Linked DNA regions of Homo sapiens: all the other regions are linked to region 1. A link is a loop called in an ENCODE intact Hi-C map of the cell type or tissue named here. Cell type or tissue: PC-3. All regions are shown on one strand.

Region 1 (8,000 bases):
ATTGATCAAAGTGATTATCTAGGATTACTTTTTAAAGTAATACTTAGAAAAATTTAGCTTGTTAGTTCCAGCTTAATAGAAAGTGAAGTCCATGCTGCTTATTGGTGAACATGTAGCTATATGTCTTTGAATACGTTTCTTAATATTGGCCATTAACTATTAAATTGACTTCTCAAAATGTTAAAATGGACAAAGTCCCTGTTTCTTGTTATAATTAGCTTTCTGTTCCTGCTTTTGATTGTTATTCTCCAAGATGACTGAGTTAATTATACAAATATGGTGAACACAAAACATATTACCTCAAAGGGATATCTCCTTAAAGAATATGCAAATGACCCTCCACTTTTGAATAAATTCAAATATTGACATTAATCTCCTTAGAATCCCAGTGCTTTAACTTGAGAGCATTGCTGAGTTTAATACTACTTATAAAACTTACGTTATTTTGACCATTTTGAAATATAGTTTTTCATGTATTAAAAAATTAGAGATCAAATGACAGGATTATTCATATTATCCAGATTTGTATGGTGTGTTGTAAGCTATGCATTATTTTATTCAGTATTCATGACCTTTTAAATAGATGTTAATAGTGTTTTCATTGTGAAGATTCCTTAGCTAGTAAAGTGATAGGAACTGGAACTCACAATTTTTGACTCCAAACCCTATTGTCTGTCCGCTATATTATTGCTATTTAGTTAACAAAAGAAGGTTTATTTAGAATTAATTTACATTTTCTTGGGAAATTTTCCTGATTATGTTTTCTTTTGATTATTTAAAGTTTATAATTATTCCATAGATGTTTTTCTGGAAATAGAACTTAAATGTTTTCAGTGAATATCTTCATTGTCAAATCTTGCCTTAGTATTTGTAAAGTAAAAGGCTCATGTTGAATCACATTATATGTGTAGCTAAATAGATCTTATTGTTTTAATGCAGGTTTGAAAACCATTTATCAAACAATATTTTTTTTCTTTTGTGACAGAGTCTTGCTCTGTTGCCCAGGCTGGAGTGCAGTGGCACGATCTTGGCTCACTGCGACCTCCACTTCCCAGGTTCAAGCAATTCTCGTGCCTCAGCCTCCTGAGTAGCTAGGATTACAGGCGCCTGCCACCATGCCCAGCTAATTTTTGTATTTTTAGTGGAGATGAGGTTTCACCATGTTGGCCAGGCTGGTCTCGAACTCCTGTCCTCAAGTGATCCACCCACCTCAGCCTCCCAAAGTACTGGGATTACCAGCTTGAGCCACCGCGCCCAGTCAGAAAATATTTTTATGTGTTGACCCAGTACATACACATATACCAATAAATCTGTACATTTATCTGCCAAAAATAATGAAAAATGCCTATAGTCATGGATATATTCTTGGAATATTACTTGTAATATGGAAATACTGGAAATTATCTAGATATCCTCCAAAAGAGTTACCTGTATTATGTACACTATTTGATGAAATTTGATGCAGCCATCAAAAGTATTCACTCTGGAAATTATTTAGCAAAATGAGAAATGCTTATGCTGCATTGTTGAGCATAAAAGATCACCAAATAATAGCTATACTATAATTACAATTATTTTTAAAAATGTGTGCATACATACAGAAGACTGGATGAGAAGAGAAAAATGAACCACAGTGTTGTTAGAATTTTCAGATTTAATTTTATATTCTGTTTCAAATTCTCTGTATGATAAATGTTATAATTTCTTATCCTGTTTTTAATTATGAGATTAAATTTGTGAAATGTTGTCAGTTATAATTTACTAATGTAATAGTATGTCTAAGAGATTTATTTTGGGTATCAGCATAGTCTAAAGTGTCCTTGAGTTTATCAGAGAAACCAGATCAAACTCATATTGAGCAACCAAGGGATAGATCCCATTTTATTGATGATGTCTATTAGGGAAAATGTGTTTTAGAAGGTTTGGGAAGTTCATGTTCCCATAGGTACCCCACTATTCAGATGCATATCTAATGCTTGGTAAATTTCCAGTCCCACTGGCCTGTAACTCTCACCAGTACAAGTTTTCACAAGAGATTTTCTCTTCCTTATTTTTTCACAAGCAAGAATAATGTGAGAGTAGCTATTACAGTATGTTTCTGTCCTATTTCTTAGGAGAAACCGTAAGCTGTAAAAAAAAATAAAAATATGAAAGAGTCAAACATGCATATTATGCAAAAGCAGTTGACTAAGTTTTTTTTAACCTCAGAAAAGGTTGGTTTTATGACACATTCTGAGCTAATTCTTAGTTATTAAGTCTGCTTAAATATTTTTAGAATTCTTTCTAAATGTTCCACAGGAGAGTAAAGAACATGAAATTATAATAAACCAATCCTTAACCTGTAGAAACCCCCCCCCCCACACACACACACATGCAAATACATACACACAGAACCTAAATAAATTCAAGTCTTCTTTCTTGTTAATGCGGCAAAGAGTAACCTAAATTGGAAAAGTAGAGTATTAGTTCCCTGCTGCCAATTCATTTTGAGCATATTCAAGAAAGCAGGAATTACTGAGGGAGCAAATAGCAGCTGAGAGAGATCACTTATAGACCTTCTGCAAGTTTCCTGTTTGGTGATGCCTACATTGACATAGACTTGCTTAAACAGAAAAGTAGCCCTTTCGTTTATGCAGTAGTATATATTTAGCATACACACACACACACACACACACAACTTTTTATCATTATTTAATGTAGGCACATCACTCTTCCTGAGTATAGTGATGAGCCTCACATACAATAAATTTTGATTAGGTACTGGGTACTGTTTTAGCAAGCTCCATAGCTGATGCTAATGTTCAGCCAGAGAGGAGGATAATTATTCTCGGTAACAGCTTGATCATTTTTTGCTTTTAAGTTATAAATCTTGGTAATACTTTTTTTCTTATGTTCAATAAGATAAATATGCTAATAAAAAACCAGAATCTTGAATAACTTTTTAAGTCATTTTTGTGATCTTAATAACTGAGTGTAGTGGTGAATGACACTGGCTCATTGTATGTATTTGGAACACAAAACTTTAGCTAGGTTGAGGTTTCCAAGTAGTGCAAGATATCATTTATAATGCTCTTTTTTAAGATGTAGCATGATACAGATTATAGTATCTCCTTCTTTAAGAAACACTTTCCTCAATAATAGGATATGAATATAATGTGGGAAAACACCCAGATTTAAATGCAATCATTGTATTTATACAAATCCAAGAAAACCTTTGCTTCCTAAGTCGTAGTAGGGTTACAGTTTTTCTTTCTTGCTTAACTTCAAAATAAAGTGCTTAGTATCTGCGTTTGCTATTTGTGAAAAGATACTTGAACAATTAAAAACTGTTTCCTTGAAGCTTGAAGTAAGAGCACGAAAATATTAAAAGGACATTCTGTGTTTTAGATGGCCCTCTTGTGGTAAAAGGGTCAAAGTATCCTGAATGAAGACTGCTTTTAAATAGTAAGAGTCAAAATTGCGCAGATGAATGAGAAATAATGTTCTCGCCTTTTCCCTAAGATCTCCGTGGCAAAATTAACAGAATTAGCAAATATAAAACAAACAGACATAACAAAACCAATCTTTTTTTACTGCTTTATATAGCTACCAAGTGAATCTCTAAAGATCAAAAAAATAACTCCTGGAAACATTTTCATAAAAAGCTATCAAATTTGATTTTGTATATTTTTCACTTGGAAATAATTTTATATTTACACGAAAGTTGCAAAAATGGACCCAAGAGTTTCTGTCTACGCTTTACTGATCTAAATATTAATATCTTACATAACTGTAGAATCCCTCTTAAGACCAGAAAAATTAACATAGATATGCTGCTGTTTAACCAATCTACAGACTTTAATCAAATTTTACCAATTGTCCTCCCAATATTCTTTCTGTGACTCCAGGATCCTCCAGCTTGTGATAATATCTCAGTCTGTCTTGCATGACCTTGACACTTTGGGAGAGTACTAGTCGGTTATTAGTAAAATATCTTTCCATTCACTTCATCTGATGTTTCATCTTGATTAAATTCAGGCAGTACTACCTCTACTGTGATTGTGTGCCCTTCTCATTGTATCATATCAATAGATACACAACATCATTATGTCTCATTATTGGTGATATTAATTTTGATCACTTGGTTAAAGTGATGTTTTCCATGTTTCTTTACTGTGAAGTTATTATTTTTCCCTTTGCAATTAATAAGTTTATCAACACCATTTCAGATTGTATTTTTACCATAATTAACATTATACATGCATTTTCTTATGGACATTTATACTGAAATGGAGTTATAATTTGTAACTAAACTAGGAAATGCTGAAGTTACTTGTTGCCTTGTTTGAAAATCATTTTCCCTTTTCATCTATAGCCTTCTGTCACCAGTCTTGCACTTTAAGTTAAAATCTTCAGAAAGCTTCTTCTTCTTCATGTTGACTAAACCTCATGTACTTAATGACCTCATAGGTATGTCGAGAGTACCAACGTGGCAATTGCAACCGAGGAGAAAATGATTGTCGGTTTGCTCATCCTGCTGACAGCACAATGATTGACACCAATGACAACACAGTCACTGTGTGTATGGATTACATCAAAGGGAGATGCTCTCGGGAAAAGTGCAAATACTTTCATCCCCCTGCACATTTGCAAGCCAAGATCAAGGCTGCCCAATACCAGGTCAACCAGGCTGCAGCTGCACAGGCTGCAGCCACCGCAGCTGCCATGGTGAGTAGAGATATCAGCTCTCTCCTTGTTAGCAGTCAGAAAAGCAAAGTGAGCAACTATATCTGACTACAAGCTATTCATTTAGTAACCTTTTTAAAAAAATTGCTGAAGATATGTTTGTTCAGGTATCCCAGACAATATATAAAGAAGTTACTTTCACAGAAGTGAGGGTAACTCCTCAAATGGTTCAGATTGCTCCTACTCTTGGCCTAACTCTTAATCTGTCTTATTGTGGATGTAGGGTTTCTGAAATCTCTGCTTTGTAAAGAACCACCTGTCTCCTTTTCAACTTAACGATATTGCCATTTTCAGTCTTCTTATTTCTGTGTGCCATCTAATCAGCCATTGTTTTCCTTTGGTGTGTTCTTTTGCACATCAAGGCTCTTCTTTACATATATCTTGCTTTTAACAATAACATGATCTGGAACTATTTAGGAGAATTGTTCAACAAAATTGTTCTTAGAATTAGCTACAGGATTTTGAGTAGTATACTATCTAGATTGTCTGAAATAATATTGTGGCATAAACATAATAGTAACACTAGAGAAGCTTGACTATGCCATTATATAGACAGGAGAGAGACAGCAGTACTCAAGGAGTTAGAAATTGGATCATTAAGAATAGCTACTAAACTATATTCTCAAGGTAAATTTTAATGTGATCTAGTAGCTGATTTTAATGAGCCCATTCTTTGTTCTTTGCTTACCTGTTTTAATGTTGTCATTTTTTTACATAAATATATGACTTAAATCAATGAAATACTCATTTTAAAAGTCACTGTGTAGTATTTCATAACACAGTGAAATAATCACGAGAGAGATCTTTTCTGTGTTTATGGATACTTGAGCAAAAATACAGAAGGCAGACTCTCTCCTCCTCTCTTCCTTTCACTCTTTTTTTTTTCTGTTAGAGTATCTTGTTTGTAATTAACTACAAAGAGGAGTTATCCTCCCAATAACAACTCAGTAGTGCCTTTATTGTGCATGCTTAGTCTTGTTATTCGTTGTATATGGCATTCCGATGATTTGTTTTTTTATTTGTTTTTTCTCACCTACCCAAAAATGCACTGCTGCCCCCATGATGCACCTCTGCTTGCTGTTTATGTTAATGCGCTTGAACCCCACTGGCCCATTGCCATCATGTGCTCGCTGCCTGCTAATTAAGACTCAGTCGGCTGTCAAATCACTGAAGCGACCCCTCGAGGCAACCTTTGACCTGGTACTATGACCTTTCACCTTTTAGCTTGGCATGTAGCTTTATTGTAGATACAAGTTTTTTTTTTAAATCAACTTTAAAATATATATCCTTTTTTCTGTTATAGAGTTGTAAAGTACAATGAAAAAACTGAGTGTGGTTTCCTGACAAAATTAGTAGAAAGACTATAATCTAAGTACATAGATGGATATCATACAATAAAAGATTCTGAAAGCCCAGCAGCCCACATTCAGTTTAACTACATTGTAGAATGTTCTGAAGAAATAGTCGGAGGACATAAAGAGTGTATTTTTGACTGTATATTTATGTACCTGTTTGGTTAGCATGGCTTTAGTGGTAGAATTATTTACATTTTAATATTTATAGTTCAGTATTTAAGGAAAAAAACTTGCATGCTCTGGGACATTTGCATGTCTAGGTAGATCTGGGGGGAGGAGCAGAGTGGGTTAGTTTTTATTTTATCTGTTTCAGTCACTCTGTACAATTAACTATTAACATTGCTTATACTTGTCAATCCTCATGGAGCTCGCAGTGCGGCTTTTCTTCTTTTCCCAAATCAATGGCTTCTCACAGAAAGCCTGAAGCATTATGGGACATAAAGCACTTTAACACATTATAACATGTGCTCTTGTACTAGTGAGATTTTGTTTTGGACAAAAATAATGCTTCCTTTAAAGCTTTTATCTTGCTTTTTTTTTTTTTTTCCTCCTTAATTTTTTGTTCATTGGATTTTTTCCCTCGGGTAGTTAAGTGCTCTGCTGCTTGCTTGCTCATGCTTCCTAACAATTTTAGCCTTCGACTGATTTTTCTTTTTTCTTTTTCTCTTTTTACTGGTATTTGTTTTTTATACTCATTCACTAAACAGGGAATTCCTCAAGCTGTACTTCCCCCATTACCAAAGAGGCCTGCTCTTGAAAAAACCAACGGTGCCACCGCAGTCTTTAACACTGGTATTTTCCAATACCAACAGGCTCTAGCCAACATGCAGTTACAACAGCATACAGCATTTCTCCCACCAGGTAAGGGGTGGGGTTTCTTAATAAATGAATCTGATGATCTACAGAGAGTCCTACTGTTAGAGCAGATAAACCACACCCCAAGTTTGTTTGTAATTATAGATGAGGTGTCAGGTAAGGTGGTCAATGATGGAAACTTATCTGAGGTATCTCATGTGGTTTTCCTTAAAAACTAAGGATTGTAGCTTAATGAAATGTGGATTAAAGATCAGTGGTATTTTATATATTTATTTGTGTTTGTGTAATTTGGAAATGAAATATAGTTCTCTTTTTTTCTCTTTCCTCAACACTTATATATGTCTGTCAAGCTATTTTATGATACTTTCTTGCTGTAAGACCCCTTTGCCTTCATTATTCCATAGAGTTAATTTAAATTATATAAAACAGCACTTTCAGTTTTGATTTTTATTTTTCAGCCTTTTTGTTTTCAAGGTCAAGAATGAAAACAACTATGCGTTCTAGAGCTCTTAAAAAGGGCTCTTATTGGCATCAATCAGTACACTGTTTAAAATTATGACTGTTCCTAAGCTAATATTGAAATAACCCTAAGTGCTCAGCAATGTTTAATTTATTATGGAGTTCTACATTTGTGGTTTCAGCTTATTTTCAATTTGGTAATGTATACATAATCTAGAATTATTCACACAGATTGCAAAGTTTAAAACACAGACTAGCTACTCATTTAATTACCTGGAAATTTACTCTTTTTATTCACTCTGAACTTACTTCAGAAAATACATATAAGCTCATTATTATCTGGAATTTTACTAACCAGAAACTCAAATCTCACTTTCCTCTTTATTGCTTCACCCTTATTTTCAGAATACCATGGTTTTAGAGACTTACTTAATAAAATTATTTTATTAATTAAATTAATGAGTAGATATATATGTCAAAAATCCAGCTCCCAATTTTATATTAGACTATACTGGCAGTATTTACAGTGTATTAGGTTCATAATGCTATAAGAGAATGTGAATTTATTTTTGATTCACAAAATAAATTATATGAGCTTTTAATACTAACCATAAGTTTTATACAGTACATATTTGAAAATCAGTC
Region 2 (8,000 bases), 140 kb before region 1:
AGAAGTCTGTATCGTAATAAATCTGTTGCTAAGTAAAATGGGAATACATGACAACGAGGAATGTAGGTATTAAGAATGTCAGAATTAGAACGAGAACAGTAAAAGAGCAAAAGCTGTAATAATGTGTGCTAGTATATAAACAATACTCTAAATACTTAGTTTCTCTAATTTTCCTTTTACAATTGCAGTTTTAATTTATAATAGTCTAAGAGCGTATTCAAGCTGAGACTTAAATTGCTTACGTGCTATAGATTTAGGTGTATTAGCTATTTCAGAAATCCAGAACATTTGCAAAGGTGCATTATTTTATGCCAAAGAGGATTATGTTCCCCTATGGCTTGTGAAAGAGATAGGAAAAAAGAAAAGAAAAATATTAACACTGCAAGCCACCATTAGAAAATTATATTTCAAAAATGATGTTTCAAATCAATGACAAATTGCCTATTCAGTCATGAGCTCTCAACTAAAATTTGGGGAGTCAATGTAAAGAAAGCCTACAGAATGTATTTTAATATTTGCCAAGTTATTTATACCCTCAAAAAAAAAGCTTTTACGATATGATCAACAGAAATAGACTTATTGTTTACTGAATTCTATTTCAAATACCCATTCATTTTTCAGGTACTAGGGATGGGAGAAAGAGAATATAACCTTTATATTTACTATCTATTTTCCAAAAATCTAGCAAAATTCTTTTACCTTTGAAAACTTTAGTCACTTGTTCCTTTATCAAATTGAGCCATTTTATTTAAGATAATTAAAATTTCTTTTTGCTATATACAGTGATATCTATCTATAAATAGCACCCCGATCAGATTTATCATAGACACATTTGAGATCAGATTCCACTGCAAAGTGGCATACAATCAAGGGTGCTGAGAACAGTTTTAAAGAGCCTCTGCAGGCTTAGCAGAATATATGAAGTATGGAAATTAGGTATTAGAAGGCACACAAATATATGTACATACAGGTAAATGAACAACTAAAGCACTCAAAATCAGTAAGGCAAACAAGTATCCAGATGGTCACATATGGATTGGATGGCATAACTAGACATGATAAAGTAGTCCCAAAGGTGGTTATAGTTAAATTTTAGAAGATCCTCTGTTGCTAGCATGGTTTATCCTCAATCCAGAAATTGCCTGTGTTGCTGCTGTTCTAAGCCCCAAGCATAGACTTTTCATCATATTTTAAAAACCAGTTTCACTGATAATCCTGATAAAATATCTGCAAGTTTTAGACTAAATATGCAATTTTCAATTAAAATTTTGATCTATTAGGGTCCTAACTGGAATCACTGTTACCAGGAAGTTTTTTTGTGGTTTGATTTTTAACCACTGGTATCTCCCATGTATTAAAACTTTGACAGATTATTATATATACTGTGCTGGCACATATATTCAATGTGTCTTTCAGTGACAGATTGACATATCACTTCCTTGTTTTCTCCTAATAACTTAGGAGATGAACTAACTATAAGGCATAACCTGCGCAGCAGTATGTTTCATATAAAAGGTCCCTAAGGAGAAACTTCACAACTTTGTAAAGAATATCCTGTGAATATGCTGCAGTGTCATCAACTCTGACATAAACCTTTCTTTAATGAAATTCTCAATAGCTGCAGTTGCTTTGGTGAAACTAGTAATTGTATTCATTTGCCTGTTTATATTAGAACTTTTTTAGAAAACTTTTTTTTATGAGTAAAGGTTTTTTTAGACTATTAGATAAATTGTAAACCATGTTTCGAATCAAGCTACCTGCTGCAGTAATTCTAGAACTATTTATTTTGCTTCATATTATAAGATTTTGGTACACTGCGTCTACTTTTTTTCTCATGAAATCTTGCTTCACTGTGTGAGTGTGACAAACTAAAAACAATTTAGACCTCAAGCAATGTGGCACTTACAGCTGAATTCAGTTTCATTGTAATTCAGATGTCTGAAGCTAATCAAAATTCCACGGAGTACCCTTGAAACAATTGCATATATAAGGCTGTTTCTCACTTAAAAGAGACAATGCAGTGTGGGGTGAATTGTCTTTTGAAGAACTGTATGACACATGCCCAGTTCAGGTGAAAGGTGAGAAATGGAATGTTTCTCAGACCTAGCACAGACACCTAGGGACCTAGTTTGGGAAGCTTATCTTGTCATTTTCCTTGCCAAGGATAAGTAGAGGATTTCAGCTATCAACATTGCTAATCCGTTACCTTTCATGCTGAGCAATGTCTCTGCCTTCCCACAGACTTAGACAAAGCTTCTTATTTTCTTACAAAGAGGTCCTATTGAGGAAATTTGAATTTTTTTTTTTTTTTTAAACTTAGCAGTACTACATCCTGTGCTTTTAGATAGGTGAGCAATTTTCCATGTTAACAGCTAGGCCAAAAATCATGACTGCCAGTAGAAGTGGGTAACTAGATAGATAGATAGATGGCCTTTGATTTAGCACTGATGATAGTTATTAGCATGTAGCAACTTAAGTAAAAGCAACTGGAAAGGCTTGATAGAAATTCTGAGTTGTTTGAAGTATAATAGATTATTAGGATAGTAATTTCTTTGTGAATTTTACTGTAAACAAGCTTGATTCTAGTGAGGACTTATGCTAATTGCTCACTTATACTAACAGCAACTACAGAGTTTTTATTTAATACTGTTTCTTATACAAATATCATCAAATGCACATCTACCTACAGCATCATCCCTACATTTTTGGCACATGTTTGAAATATTTTCACTTTGAGATAAAGTTTGATTTTTTTGCTAGCGATAAAACTTTCTATGCTATGAGCTTGTGTTTTGAAAATTACTGATAATTACTAAACAGTATAACCCCTGATATCTTCTAATTTGGTTGACAGGCTGTTTGTCCTCTGGATTCCTGAGGGCCTTGGCCATCTCTGACCATTACATTTCTTCTTTTGTTATCTCTGAGTTCTTTCCAGCTTTCTAATTGTCCATCTTTAGAACTATTGGTTCCGATCTTAAATATGTCTTTCCATAGTCACACAGAAGTGATTTAGACATTTTGTCTGTGAAGAATTAGATTCAGCTTTGCATAACAGAGACACCTCCCCTACCCTCCCCAGCATTTGGTATAAACAAATTAGGGGTTTATATTTCAGTCGTCTAGGTCTATTTGGCGACTCTATAGTCATTGGAACTCAGGTTCCTTCTCTCTTAGTTCCTAAGGAGCACATGGCTTCCAACTTTAGGATTATTTCAAAATTGCAATGTGGCCACTGCAGTGCCAGCCATCATATCCTTAGTCTAGCAGGACGCAGAAAAGGCAAGACACCATAACTCAGCCCAGCCAGGCTCCTTTTAAGCAAAGGTTCTCTGAGCTTCAGCCAGTAATTTTTCAGTCTCTTATTGACTGATTTTGGTAGCAGGGATTGCTAGGAAGTATTTTTTTGTATGTTTGTTTGTTTTGTTTTGTTTTTATTTATTATTATTTTAAAAAACTGTTGCCTTGATTGAAATCAGGAGTCTGGTAGGTAAGACAGAAGGGGAGAATGGAAATGGATGTTCAGGAGGGCCATTTCTGGAATAAAAGAGTGTTTATTTTTCCTCTCATAAAACTTTCAGAATTAAGTAAATCTCTCTGGAAAGCATCTGGGTAAGGGAGGTGGTTGAAGAGATACCACTTTTGAAGAGAAACTGAAGTCTTCTCATCTTGACAAACTTGTCATCACTTCTGTCTTGCTTATTTAGTAAATAAAACCTGGCATATCACAAATGGATTTATTTTTCCTTATAGAGAAAACTAAAACAGCTTCATTTTTTATCTTCTTATAACTGTACTTATTTATTTATTTATTTGAGACAGAGTCTTACTCTGTTGTCCAGGCTTGAGTGCAGTGGTGTGATCTCGGCTCATTGTAACCTTCGCCTCCCACGTTCAAGCAATTCTCCTGCCTCAACCTCCCGAGTAGCTGGTCCTACAGGCGTGTATCACCATGCCCAGCTAATTTTTGCATTTTTAGTAGAGACAGGGTTTCACCGTGTTGGCCAGGCTGGCTTGAACTCTTGACCTCAGGTGATCAGCCCGCCTTGGCCTTCCAAAGTGCTGGGATTACAGGCGTGAGTCACCGCGCCCAGCCTACTATTCATATTTATATAAACAGTCACATTTTTATAACTGGAATATAGCAGAAATGCCATGTCATTAAAAACAGGTCCCAAGTGATTTTATATGACAAAAGAATCTGCACTTTGATTTGTATTTCTGCTGCTTCCACAAATACACTTTCTTATTTTTTCCGTATGGAGTAAAATAACAAGGTGAGTTAATATTTATTGAAACTTAATGTATGTCAATCAGTGTTTTCAGTGCTTTTCATTTTTTTCATAGTATTTTGTCCCTATAAAATCTCATCGAGATAGTTACTGGTGTTACTTCCATTTCACAGATGGACACACTGAAATACAGAGAAGTTAGGTAATACATGCAAGGTCAGTCAGCCAGTAAAATGTGGACTTGGAGCCTCGTAATCTGATTTCACAGCCTGTACTCTTAATTGTTTTGTTATGTTTGCTGGAAAACATTGCTTCTTAATTTCCATATGCATATTCTAAGGATTCGACAAAGAAAATATAACTAACAGCAGTACTTAAGAATAAAAATGAATATCCAAGACAAATTTATAGTACAGGGCCTAAAACAGTAAGTACTCAGAAGTAATCACTGTATTTTAAGTCAACAAATGAGTCAAGGAGTGAACCCAAAATAGCAGAAAGAATGCTGCCACCAACTTTCAAAGATGTTGTATCTGTTGTAAAATATATGGCCATATAGGAAAAATTTTAAATGAATCATCTTAGATAACTAGTCACTGTATAAACTATATAGCTGCCTCCCCAGTGCATAAAAAGCCATATTCAAAAGGTTTAATTGTTTAGAAAATGTTTTTCCACAGAAGCAAGGTGATTAAGTCATCGGGTCAACCCTGAGAAGCCAAAGTAGCCCAGAGGATGCTTGAGTTATAGTTCAGTACAAACAGTACCTTGGAAACCCTGGTTATTAATTAAACCCAAGAGGCTCCATAGAAGTGTTATCTTATCATAAATCTTGAGAACTCCTAGAGTCACAGACCCCAGCTGCTTTTGTCAAACTATTTCTGTGGCAAAGATGTATTTTAAATTTCAGTTTAGGGTTCCAGAAATTCAGCTTGCCTAGTGCAGGGGAGGTGGCCTTTCCCAAAGTCCTGGAACTCATGCTGTGAGCCAGTGTAGTTTTCCCCAGCTTTAACTTTGGGCTGCTTCTGTTTCCTGAAGCTAGTCTTTAATAGGGCATTTGCTTAGAATCAGCAGGATCTAAAGACAGGGTATGCAGTGAGGAGCTGGAGTCCAAAGCTTCCCACCTGTGTAACCTTTAGGGTGGGAAGGTGTCGTCAATATGTCTTCCAAGTGACCCCCATGTTTCTAAGGACTCAGCCTGCCTGTTTTTTGAATGTAGTGCTCATTGATCCTGGGCCCTGTCTACTGCAGAGCTTAATGAACAGCTTCTCCCCATTCTTCCCCCTCTCTGAAATTTTCAGCTGTGTGGTTGTTGCTGTTGTTTTCTAAATACTAGTAGCCATGGGGAAACAGGTAGATCATAAAAGTATCAAACTCAATTTTTGTTTTGTTTTGTTTTTTTTTTTGGCATTTTATCATAGGATATGGTCAAGAGACCGGTTGTAAAAACTCAGATGTGAGGAAGAAAACCATTAGGAGGTGATAAGGATTCAACAATTTAAGTAATATAACTTATGTACTTCCTATGTCAAACTTTAGGGAGGCAGATGTTAACAATACAGTCCTCAAGGAGCCGGTTACTAACAGGGAGACTAGTATATTAGGTGGTGGCGGCAATGGTTAGGAGGGGGAAGTTTCTCGACAGCAATTGCAGGGTCAGTGAAAGAGATACTTGAGGAAGAGAGAAAGAAATGGCTCTGGTGGTTTATCTTTCCTTTTTCCCCTTCCCTCTCTCTCACACTATTAATTATGACATCACAAGTGGGAATAAAAGAACTAGAGGGAATCCCCAGTAAAAGACTTCACATAGCCACAGGCCACCAGACTGTGGCAGCTGTCCCTGAATCATCATGGGTCAGTTGGTAACGACCTGTATTTTAACCCTAGATCACAATTTTAGGCCCAGCAAAATTGTTCTGAAGCTGTCTAGATTTATTAAGCTATATTTATATTTTAGTTTATGTTAATATGAGGTTGAGATCCAAGACCCTGTTTTCTCCAGACCTCATATGAGTACAGTATCTTAAGTTAGAATTTATCTCTCTGCATAAAAATCAGACCTAGTGCGTAGGCTTCTGGATCTCAGAATCACTTATACTTAAGTCCAGGCTGTTCTCAAATAAGGCAAGAAGCATCTGCTGTTAATAGCTGACAGTAAATTACACAAAGTAAAACATGGAAAATTAAAGTCAGAAAAGCTAGGAAGCTTTTCTATCATTTTCAATTTTCTGCAAAAATACAGACATAATCAGTGTTTAGGATCTGCTTGTGATGGATAAATTACATCTGTAATTCCTTCTTTTCCATATTACTGCATTCAGACGATAATTTGCTTTCAGATATCTTTGCTCATCTAATCGTTCATAGACTGGAAATAAGTAGTAACATCTCCCAATCCTAGGAAGCATTTATAACTAGTCTTTGCCTTTTTGGGTGTTGATAGACTAGTGGTGATTATAAGCTTTCGAGCTTCTGAAAAGCACAACGAAGATTAAAATAATCATAGGATAATAAAATACTTTAAAACCCTTCTAGTCTTTAATTTTAAAATGTTCCAGTAGAACACAAATTTGCTCAGGTAACACACAAGTAAGCATTAAATGCCTTCCTGTGTATCTGAGAAGTTTGTTATGAAATATTTTGGAAACCGCTGCATAGTCAGTGTAGGAGGAGCAGATGAATTTTAGCTGTGGTTATGTGTGCTGTAAAAGACTATACGTGCTTGTATTAGTCAGAATGAGTACACCACTAATTTTTGTATGGTAAGAGATTTATACTAAGCTCATCATCAGTTTCTATAATTCAGTGAGATAAAACTGAGTCAGATTGATTTTTAGGTAGCACATGTAGAAACAGCTAATTTTATTCCCCTGATTTGATCCTCATCTATTGATTATATAAACTAAAGAAGCTAAGAACAATTAACCCTTACGAGGTTACACAGTCAGGAGATGCTGAACTGAGATTCAGTGTAGAAAGTCTGTCTTCAGAGCCTATGCTTTTAGTCTTTATGCTAAGTTTAACTTGTTTAAATAGCAAGATTATGAAGCACTATACAGTGACCTCGTATAGACAAAAATATAGTATATTGATTATTAGAGAAACTACATATTAGACTGTTGTACATACGTGGGCAAGTATTTGTTAAATCATTTCAGTTGCCTAAATTTAAGCAACTGTGCTGTTTAAAACATGCTCATTCACATTTTTTCTTAATCTAGAAAGTCACTTCTGAATAATTGCTTGTTTAGATTTTCTCATTTGGTGTGGGAAATTTATATTAAAATTTTAACTAATATTCTAACAATACAGAGTCTGAACCTAAAGTCCAGAAGAATTTTAAGTCATGCCGCAGACAGGATGAACAGTATAGCAAATCAGAATAATAGACTGTTTGGGGGGGTTGGGGGGAACCCATGAGAATTTCAGGATTTCAAGATAAAGCTTGGAATTGAGGTAAAGGCATCAGATAAGGAAGTGTTTCATTTCATAACTTTTTTTTTGCTTGAAATATAATATATTTTAAATCACAAAAGTAGTATAACTGTTATTTTTCTAATGCACAGAACCATGAGACTTTTTTTTTTTTTTTTTTTTTTTTTGAGACAGAGTCCCACTCTGTCGCTCAGGCTGGAGTGTGGTGGTGCCATCTCAGCTTACTGCAACCTCCGCCTCCTGGGTTCAAGCGATTCTCCTGCCTCAGCCTCCTGAGTAGCTGGGATTACAGGCATGCACCACCATGCCCAGCTAATTTTTGTATTTTTACTA
Region 3 (8,000 bases), 270 kb before region 1:
CGACCTAGCTAATGAGAACCCCTGTTTGGGATCAGTTCCATCAATGCTTTGTCCCTGAAATCAGAAGGGACATTAAATCAGACGCACATTACCAGTAAGGAGCTGCCTTATTAAAATTATTTTGATATTGGACAATGCCCCTGGTCACAGAACCTCATGAATTTAACACTAAAGGCATCAAAATGGTCTACTTGCCCCCAAACACATCTTTAAGTCAGCTTCTGATAAGGGGGTCATAAAGACACTTAAGGCTCATTGCACATGGTATATGAAAAGGATTGTCAATGCTATGGAAGAGAACCCCAAAGGAGAGAACATAACCAATGTCTGGAAGGATTACATCATTGAAAATGCCATTGTTGTTATAGAAAAGGCTGTGCAAGCTGTCAAGGCAAAAATGAGAAATTCCTACTGGAGAAAATTGTGTCCAGATGTTATGCATGACTTCACAGAACTTATGACAGCCAATCAAGAAAATAATGAAAGATATTGTAGATACAGTCTTTTAAAAAAGGAGGACAGGAGGTGAAGGGTTTCAAGATTTGGATCTTGGAGAAATTCAAGAGCTATTAGACACTGTACCGGAGGAGGTAACAGAAAATGACTTGATAAAGATGACTGCTTCCAAATGTGCTGGACAATGAGAAAGAAGACATAGAAGAAGCAGTGCCAGAAAAAAAAATTGATATTAGACAATCTGGCCAGAAGGGTTTCAGTTATTCAAGACTGCTCTTGACTTCTGTTGTGACATGGACCCTTCTATCATATAGGCACTGCAACGAAAGCAAATGGTGGGGAAAAGATTAGTAACATATATAGAAATATTTTTAGAGAAATGAAAAAGCAAAAAGTCAGACAGAAATTAAAACGTATTTCCATAAAGTTACACCAAGTGTGCCTTCTACTCCTGCCTCCCTTCCACCTTCTCCACCTCTTCTGCCTCTGCCACCACTGAGACAGCAAGACCAACCCCTCCTGATCTTCTTCAGCATACTGAACATGAGGATAAAAATATTTATGATGATCCATTTCTACTTAATGAATAATCAATATATTTTCTCTTTCTTATAATTATTTTCTTAATAATATTTTCTTTTGTTTACTTAATTGTAAGAATACAGTATATGATACATATAACATACAAAATGTGTGTTAACTGACTGTTCATGTTATCGTAAGGCTTCTGGTCAACAGTAGGCTATTAGTAGATAAATTTTGGGGGATTGAAAAGTTATATGTGAATTTTCAACTGCAAGGGGGATCAGTGCCCCGAATGCCCACACTGTTCAAAGGTCAACTGTTTATTATTTGCATTGAGATATAGAGGTAATTCAGCAGGTAATTGATTTGAAAGGGTCCTGCTGCATAATAAGAGATGGCCGCTATATTCTACTTCACTTTTGCTTTACAAAGGTATTGTAGAAACAACTCATTAAGTAAAAGTGGTGGTAATAATGTTGAGATAAAGCTTATGAGACAGAGAATCCTGTAAGCACAGGCATTCAGTATTTTATCAAGATACCTGACAAATACATTATGCTCTACTTATGATCAAGATTGAGAAATGTTGACCAAATTGCAGTAAGGTCAGACAAATTTCACAACTAATTTTTTCTAAATAGTTAATATGAATCTGAATAGTCATCTAGGAATGTACTTCAGATTCTGGCCTTATTCAACAATTTTATTAATGCCTATTATAAGGTCATTTGCTGCATGCTGATCAAACCTGTATATAAACAATTTGGGAGTAATAGATAATATGTTAACTGAAAGAATAGCAATATCAACAGATTAAAACAAGAGACTAATTATACCCAGATGTTATTTAACAGGTATGTAATGAAAAGTTCTAATTGTGGTATACAAAACCATTTACACAACTATAAAATACGGGTCTGATGCCTTAGTAGCCTGGTGGGAAACATTTAAGTTTAGTTGACAGTAAACTCAATATGATTTCCCTTTGTATAGTAATTGCTAAGAAAAGTTAATTACGTTATTATGTATTAATTGAAATATGTGTCCAGAAGGGAGGAAAAATAATCATACAATATCCAGTTAATATGTTGTGTTGTATTTAGTGTTCAACTTACAGAGAAACTTTCACAAATTGGAATTTGTCTAAAGCAGACCACCTAGAATAATGAGGGACTTGACATTAGGTTACAAGAATAAAAGCAATAAGAAAGGGACAATTTAAGCTGTTGTTTTCAAATTTGAAGGGAGGACTCAAAGTTTTAAACTTGCCTGTAGCGCTAATCTTTGGATCAACATTAAATAAATAAACAAGTAGAGTTGACTCAAAAGATAATCAGCTTAGTTAGCTGTATACTCATTATCAGTGGGGCCATAAAAACAGATGATGAAGGTAATTCAGGAATCAGAAGTTAAACTAAGTTTTTCCTAAGACACTTAGAAGATTCTCTAAGATTTATGATTCTTTAGGTTTTAGTTGCTATGTTGTTGATGATGTTTAAATGAAATGCCTCACTCCAAGTACCTTGCCATGGCATTCTCAATTTTTTTATCTGTTACCTACCCATATATCCACCTTTGTCTTCTACTATGCCAGTCTTGAGTCTTGTGCACTTGGTGATATTTGACCATTTCTTACCTATAAGAACAGCAATTTCATATGGTTAAATCCAATAATCTAAATTTTCTCCAAAGATGCCTTAAACTTTCCAGCCTCTAGGTATATATGATTCCATTTCTGTAATGTAACAGTCCAGAACACTCTCCACCTCCACTTATTCAAATACTACTTTGTGTTTAAAGTTCAGTTTGTCCACTCATCCATGAAGACTTCTTTAGTCATTTCAACGTCTGATTGTCCACCTCTGCACATCTTTAGGACTTCTCACCCAGGACAAATGATATTGCTTTATATGGTTATTTGCCTTCTGCTATTAAGCCCTGGCTCTCACAAGTGCCATACCCAGTGTTTATCGAGCTACAGTATGACTTTCCAAACAGTAGAGGCTCAATATCTAGCTGCTGATGATACAGTTGCAAAGTTCAGAAGTGGCTAACCACTCTGCATCTGAATAGAACTGATGCTGAATGAAAGGCTATCATAATTTCTCACAGGGTCTCTGACCCATGATTCACTGTAAAATGTAATTAACATACAGTTCTCATACTTTGTAGTTAGCAGAGACAAAACTGAACATTTGTAGGTACATTCATATTAGGAAGGCTTTGGGCAGTGCAGTTACCAGGGTTATTTGTGTAGAACTATGAATTAAAGAGTTTTGCAAAGGCAGATCTAACATTCTTTTCCGCACAATGAGGTAAATCTTCCATTTGTACATTCACTCCCATTTTCATCTCTTTCTCTCCTTGAAATTTGTTTTGCAAGAACATTTTAATGCATTTATCTCCTTCCTTCAGCTTGTGAAATTACTCATGCCTGGGATGCATAATCGAGAGGTGTCCTGTTACATCCATGGGATTTGAGGCTTTATGAATCATTCCAACATCAGAAGAATGTTTGTATAAGAAGAAATAGATTTATATGAAAAAATGTATAAAGAATTTTTAACAACCCTGGCTCTTGGTTTGGGCAGGCTTACAAGGGAGAATTTCTATGTATGCAGGCAGCAAATACATAGTTGGCAACATTTAAATATTAAAATAGCTTCATGAAGGCAGGTGCTTTTTCACTGGGAATTTGCAGTGTGCATTTTCATCAATTTATCCTCCTCATTTTTACACATTGGAAAGGAATGACTTTAATCCTCAGATTAGCACATGGCAGTCCTTTAAAACTGGAATTACAATTTCTCCAAGCACACGGACATACCTGGTATGGAAAAAGGATAATTATCTTTACAGAAAAGCTACTAGGATGATTTGCCTGAGGGTGGATATGAAATCCTCTGGACATATTTCAGAGAAACAGCAATTTTTAAAAACATGATAGTTAGCTACTCTCTACTTGAAATAATGAGGTTTGTTTTTATTAATGAGAAGTTCTGGAGTTCTGTTTTCATAATGGTCGAGACATTGTGTGTGTGTGCATGTGTGTGTGATCTCTAAAATTTTATTTATACTTATTAAAATTAGGTTTTAGGCTACCAAGAATTTTTGAGAACACTAGAGGCTCCTTGTCACAATAGGAATCATCGGAATTTCAGTAAATGTTATTTAGTCTAGGGAAGCCCTTTCAAATGAAATGGCTAACACTGGAAATAATGCTGGGCATAGGAAGAGTGTGGTTTGTGGTTAGAAAGCCTGCAACTTCTAGTTCTCCAAAAGATCCTTTTTGCTGTATTCCTGTTCTCCTCATTTTTTGAAGTTTCCTAGCATATTTGATTTTCAGAAACTTTTCACAAAAATACCTGAAATTCTTTCACATAAATGAAAATGAATCATTAAATGTAAAACAAAATATTTGAGCTGTAATGGAGACCTGGGTCCCATCAAATCCAACTCCTTTATAATTCTATAGAAATGAAGCACGCTCTACAGAAGTTAAGTGTACAACTGAATTATTGAAAAGCTGGACATGCAGACAGTGTGTTCATTCCTTTTCATCATTGCCCTTTTAAGTCTGTTTTATCAAATACTTCTTTCCTGCCCTGGGATAAAATCTTGGGCTTTTCCAACTACTCTCAGGTATTAATGAATAGTGTGAATGAATAATCTAATTTTCCAAGCATTGAAAAGTTTAATATCCGTATCAGTTAGCTCTGGGCACCATAACAAAATACCACAAACTAAATGGCTTAAAATTTATTTATCACAATTCTGGAGGCTGGGAATTCCAAGATCAGAGTGACAGCTGATTTGGTTCTTGATGGGGTATCTCTTCCTGACTTACAGACGGCCACCTTCTTGATGGTGGGGAAAGAGGAGAGATCTTTCTCTCTCTTCCCCTTCTTATAAGGCCACTTATCAGATTAGCACTCTCTCTCCTCCATGACCTCATTCAGCCTTTACTGCCTCCTAAAAGCCCTATCTCCAAATATAGTCACATTGGTGGTTAGGGCTTCAACATCAAAATCTGGGGGAAGGGGACACAATTCCAACAATAACAATATCAAAGCTTCTGTCTCTCCTCTAATTCATAGCTGAGGCCTAACTAAGCCAGTTTTGGAAAGTGGTCACCTTTTTCCAGTTTTATGTTATTATTCATTCTAGCTTTTGTATTCCTCAATGGTCACAAAGCTGCTTCTTTCTTATGTGATGTGGAAGAAAGATGGGGAAAGAAAGAAGGGGAATTGGTATCATGTAGTTCTCCTTTCTCTATTCGTGCACTTGAGCAGATCTCAAAAAGTTTGTACTTTTAGGGTGTCCTTGGGAGCTTTTCAAACAAACCCATCATTATCCAGGGTCCTCTTCTGCTGAAGACCACAATGCTACAGAGTGTCTCCTCTAGTTGACTGTGTATGACACCTTCCTCAGTCCCTGCTTCTGAGTTTCCTACAGAGACTTTCCTAGTTGTGTTGCCATGTTCCTCTAGTGACCTTCATAGTCAGGCTCCCCTTCCAGATAACTCAAATCCAGCTACCTTCTGGGAGCCATGCAAATGTCTACTTTAACTTGTCAGGAAGAAATAACAATCAAAGCTAGCACTCACTATGTGCCAAACCCAGTGTCAAGCACTCACCATACTTCAACTCATTTCATTCTCACAACCCTCATTTGAATTATTTCTACAAAGCCACAGAAAAATTAGTTACGCAACCATGAACACTTAGTTAATAAGTGGTGGATGTGAAATATGGACTTAACCAGTAGAGACACAGAAACTACACTTTGAACCACTGCACCACACTGAGAGAATGACCAAGAGTGTTTCTTTTCCTCCAAATCTGTCTCATCACTCTGTCATCATAGGCAGCTCCAGCCTCAGTTTCTAGGTGTAAGTCAGGGACTCTTCCTCATTTTTTTCCAACTGAAGGAGCACAGACTAAGTCCTTCAAGGGTTTCATGGAAGTCTGCCTCATTCGATTTATCTGGAAAGCACCACCTGCTCTCCTCTATAATGAGAAGGAGAATAATCAAAACCATAATGTCTTTGGACAAGCTCACTGGATCCTTTTAATGAGCTCATATGGTATTGTTTAGCTAAAGATGGAAGATCCAATTTTAAGGCCCCACTCAGATGGCCTAGAACATCCCACTAGAACATAGGGGTATTTCATACCTGGTGCTTTAATCTTTGAGGCCCCACTGAAATTTGCCAAGGGAGGGAGCATACCATTTTGACATTCTATTTAATGAATTGCTCACTATCACACAATTATCTAGTTGCTAAGCCAGAAGGAAAGTAGTCACATAGCTACTAACAAAGTTAACAAATCTCTAGGAAAACATGGATTTTCTCAGGAATCAAAGCTAAAGGATAAAATGGCAATGTATGTGGGTATATTTCTGGGATGTGTGTGTGTGTGTGTGTGTGTGTTTAATCCGCTATCCATTCTGTCTTCTAACAATAGCAACCATATTTTCTTCTAATGAAGTACTCCACTTATACCTCAGGCTATGTGATCCAGGCAAAATTTACTCAGCTCCCATAGTTCTAGAGGTAGGTATCTGAACTCATTGCAGCCAAATTTCATAGCCACAATAACCAGTTAAGGGATGTACAAGGGACCCAGTTTAGTACAATGAGAGTTTCCTTAGACTTATTCTGGAACTACTATAAAACAGATGCCTTATTTCTTCTGGACTTGCTAAAACTGGTAGCCAATTTTTCTACCAATGGAGATGACCTACCTAGGTATGAAGCGCAAATATAGGAAAACAGCCTGAAAAGAAAGTGAAAGAATCATGATGGCATATCAGAAACTCTGGATCCAGTCATATCTGAAGCTAAATACCTAAAATCTTCAATTATATGGAATTAATACATCCATTTATCAATCAACTTGAAAATAAAATATCACAATAGAATATTAATGGATGGTAAAGAGTTTTTACAGGGCCCATCATGGGGTGTGGACTGATCCTGTTGACACTCCTGAAATTATATTTCATATGTAGTTGATTTTCCTGCTTCTCTACCCCAGTCATCGTCAATGTCCTATCTGCATCACTTTGCAGTCACCTTTGTGCAGAGTCACGGGATTTTAAATTCAAACACCTGAGACTCTGCTTGAAGGCTTCTGGCCATGAAAGACCTTTCTGCTTATGCATTGATTAGGCCAGAATTTCTGAGAAGTTTATGCATCCTTGAAGTAGACTTCAAAAAATGACCATAAAAAAATTGGTAGATAAATACCCTAGTTCCCTCACACCTTATTTGAGATGACACACAGCCTACCAGAGGTCCCTAACAGAACTGAGCCACTATTTCCACAGAGATAGCCTGCTCAATTATACATTTAATTGGCTTTCTTCCCTTACTCTAACTCATCACTTTCCACTTCCTTAGTGACTTCTTGAGATCACCTCCTAAGTAAACTATTTGCATTCAGAGTTTGCTTGTAGGGAAACTCAATCAAGACACCTTGCACTGGTTACGTGTCCTCTGACACACTTATAGGTGTAGTGGTGATGATTAGCACTGTCATTGTACATAAAATCTCTTGGACAAGGGAGTTTTTGGACAAGGAAGAATTTCTATCTATGCAGGCAGCAAATACATATAGTTGGCAACATTTAAATATTAAAATAGCTTAATGCAATCAGGTGCTTTTTCACTGGGAATTTACAGTGTACATTTTCATCAATTTTGCCTGCTCGTTTCTACACATTGGAAAGAAATGTCTTTAATCCTCAGATTAGCACATGGCAGACCTTTAAAACTGGAATTACAATTTCTCCAAGCATAGGGACATACCTGGTATGGAAAAGGGATAATTATCATTACCCCTGAGCTTTCAAAAACACTTCAACTACCACTTCACCCAGGATCTAGCTCACTGGCGCAAGTGAAAGGCAGCATTGTATCCTTTTTCAATTCTGAGGTTTTCAACCATTCAATGCATAGGAGAATCTTGTCCCAAGACAACACATTGTCCCATTTCCCACAAACACACCAACTT

Evidence for each region. Peaks named below come from ENCODE experiments on the same cell type or tissue, not always from the same donor. Only the 100,000 strongest peaks of a DNase experiment are listed, where the experiment ranks them.
Region 2: a loop joins it to region 1, with 2.9 times the contacts of the local background. A loop is called at or near these places in 17 of 110 quality-filtered maps.
Region 3: a loop joins it to region 1, with 2.4 times the contacts of the local background. A loop is called at or near these places in 56 of 110 quality-filtered maps.

The regions. Positions count from the first base shown.
Region 1 is chr3:152,440,833-152,448,832 of GRCh38, forward strand. MBNL1 (muscleblind like splicing regulator 1) reads left to right here. Exons shown (of 10, transcript NM_021038.5): 5 at 4,450-4,707; 6 at 6,788-6,941. Among named protein-coding and RNA genes, the nearest start is that of MBNL1-AS1, 180 kb to the left of the region's middle. In PC-3, CTCF peaks have their summits at 3,402 (motif pointing left) and 3,606; a DNase peak (open chromatin) is centred at 3,379; H3K27ac peaks cover 484 bases.
Region 2 is chr3:152,303,193-152,311,192 of GRCh38, forward strand. The region is part of intron 2 of MBNL1 (muscleblind like splicing regulator 1); the gene reads left to right. Among named protein-coding and RNA genes, the nearest start is that of MBNL1-AS1, 38 kb to the left of the region's middle. In PC-3, no CTCF peak of the experiment used is centred here; DNase peaks (open chromatin) are centred at 4,079, 4,819 and 6,909; H3K4me3 peaks cover 1,229 bases; H3K27ac peaks cover 5,870 bases.
Region 3 is chr3:152,172,257-152,180,256 of GRCh38, forward strand. The region is part of intron 1 of LINC02917 (long intergenic non-protein coding RNA 2917); the gene reads right to left. It overlaps LOC101928166 (a long non-coding RNA gene), which reads right to left. Exons shown (of 3, transcript NR_136178.1): 2 at 2,543-2,617. Among named protein-coding and RNA genes, the nearest start is that of LINC02917, 29 kb to the right of the region's middle. In PC-3, no CTCF peak of the experiment used is centred here; a DNase peak (open chromatin) is centred at 3,445; H3K4me3 peaks cover 955 bases; H3K27ac peaks cover 1,806 bases.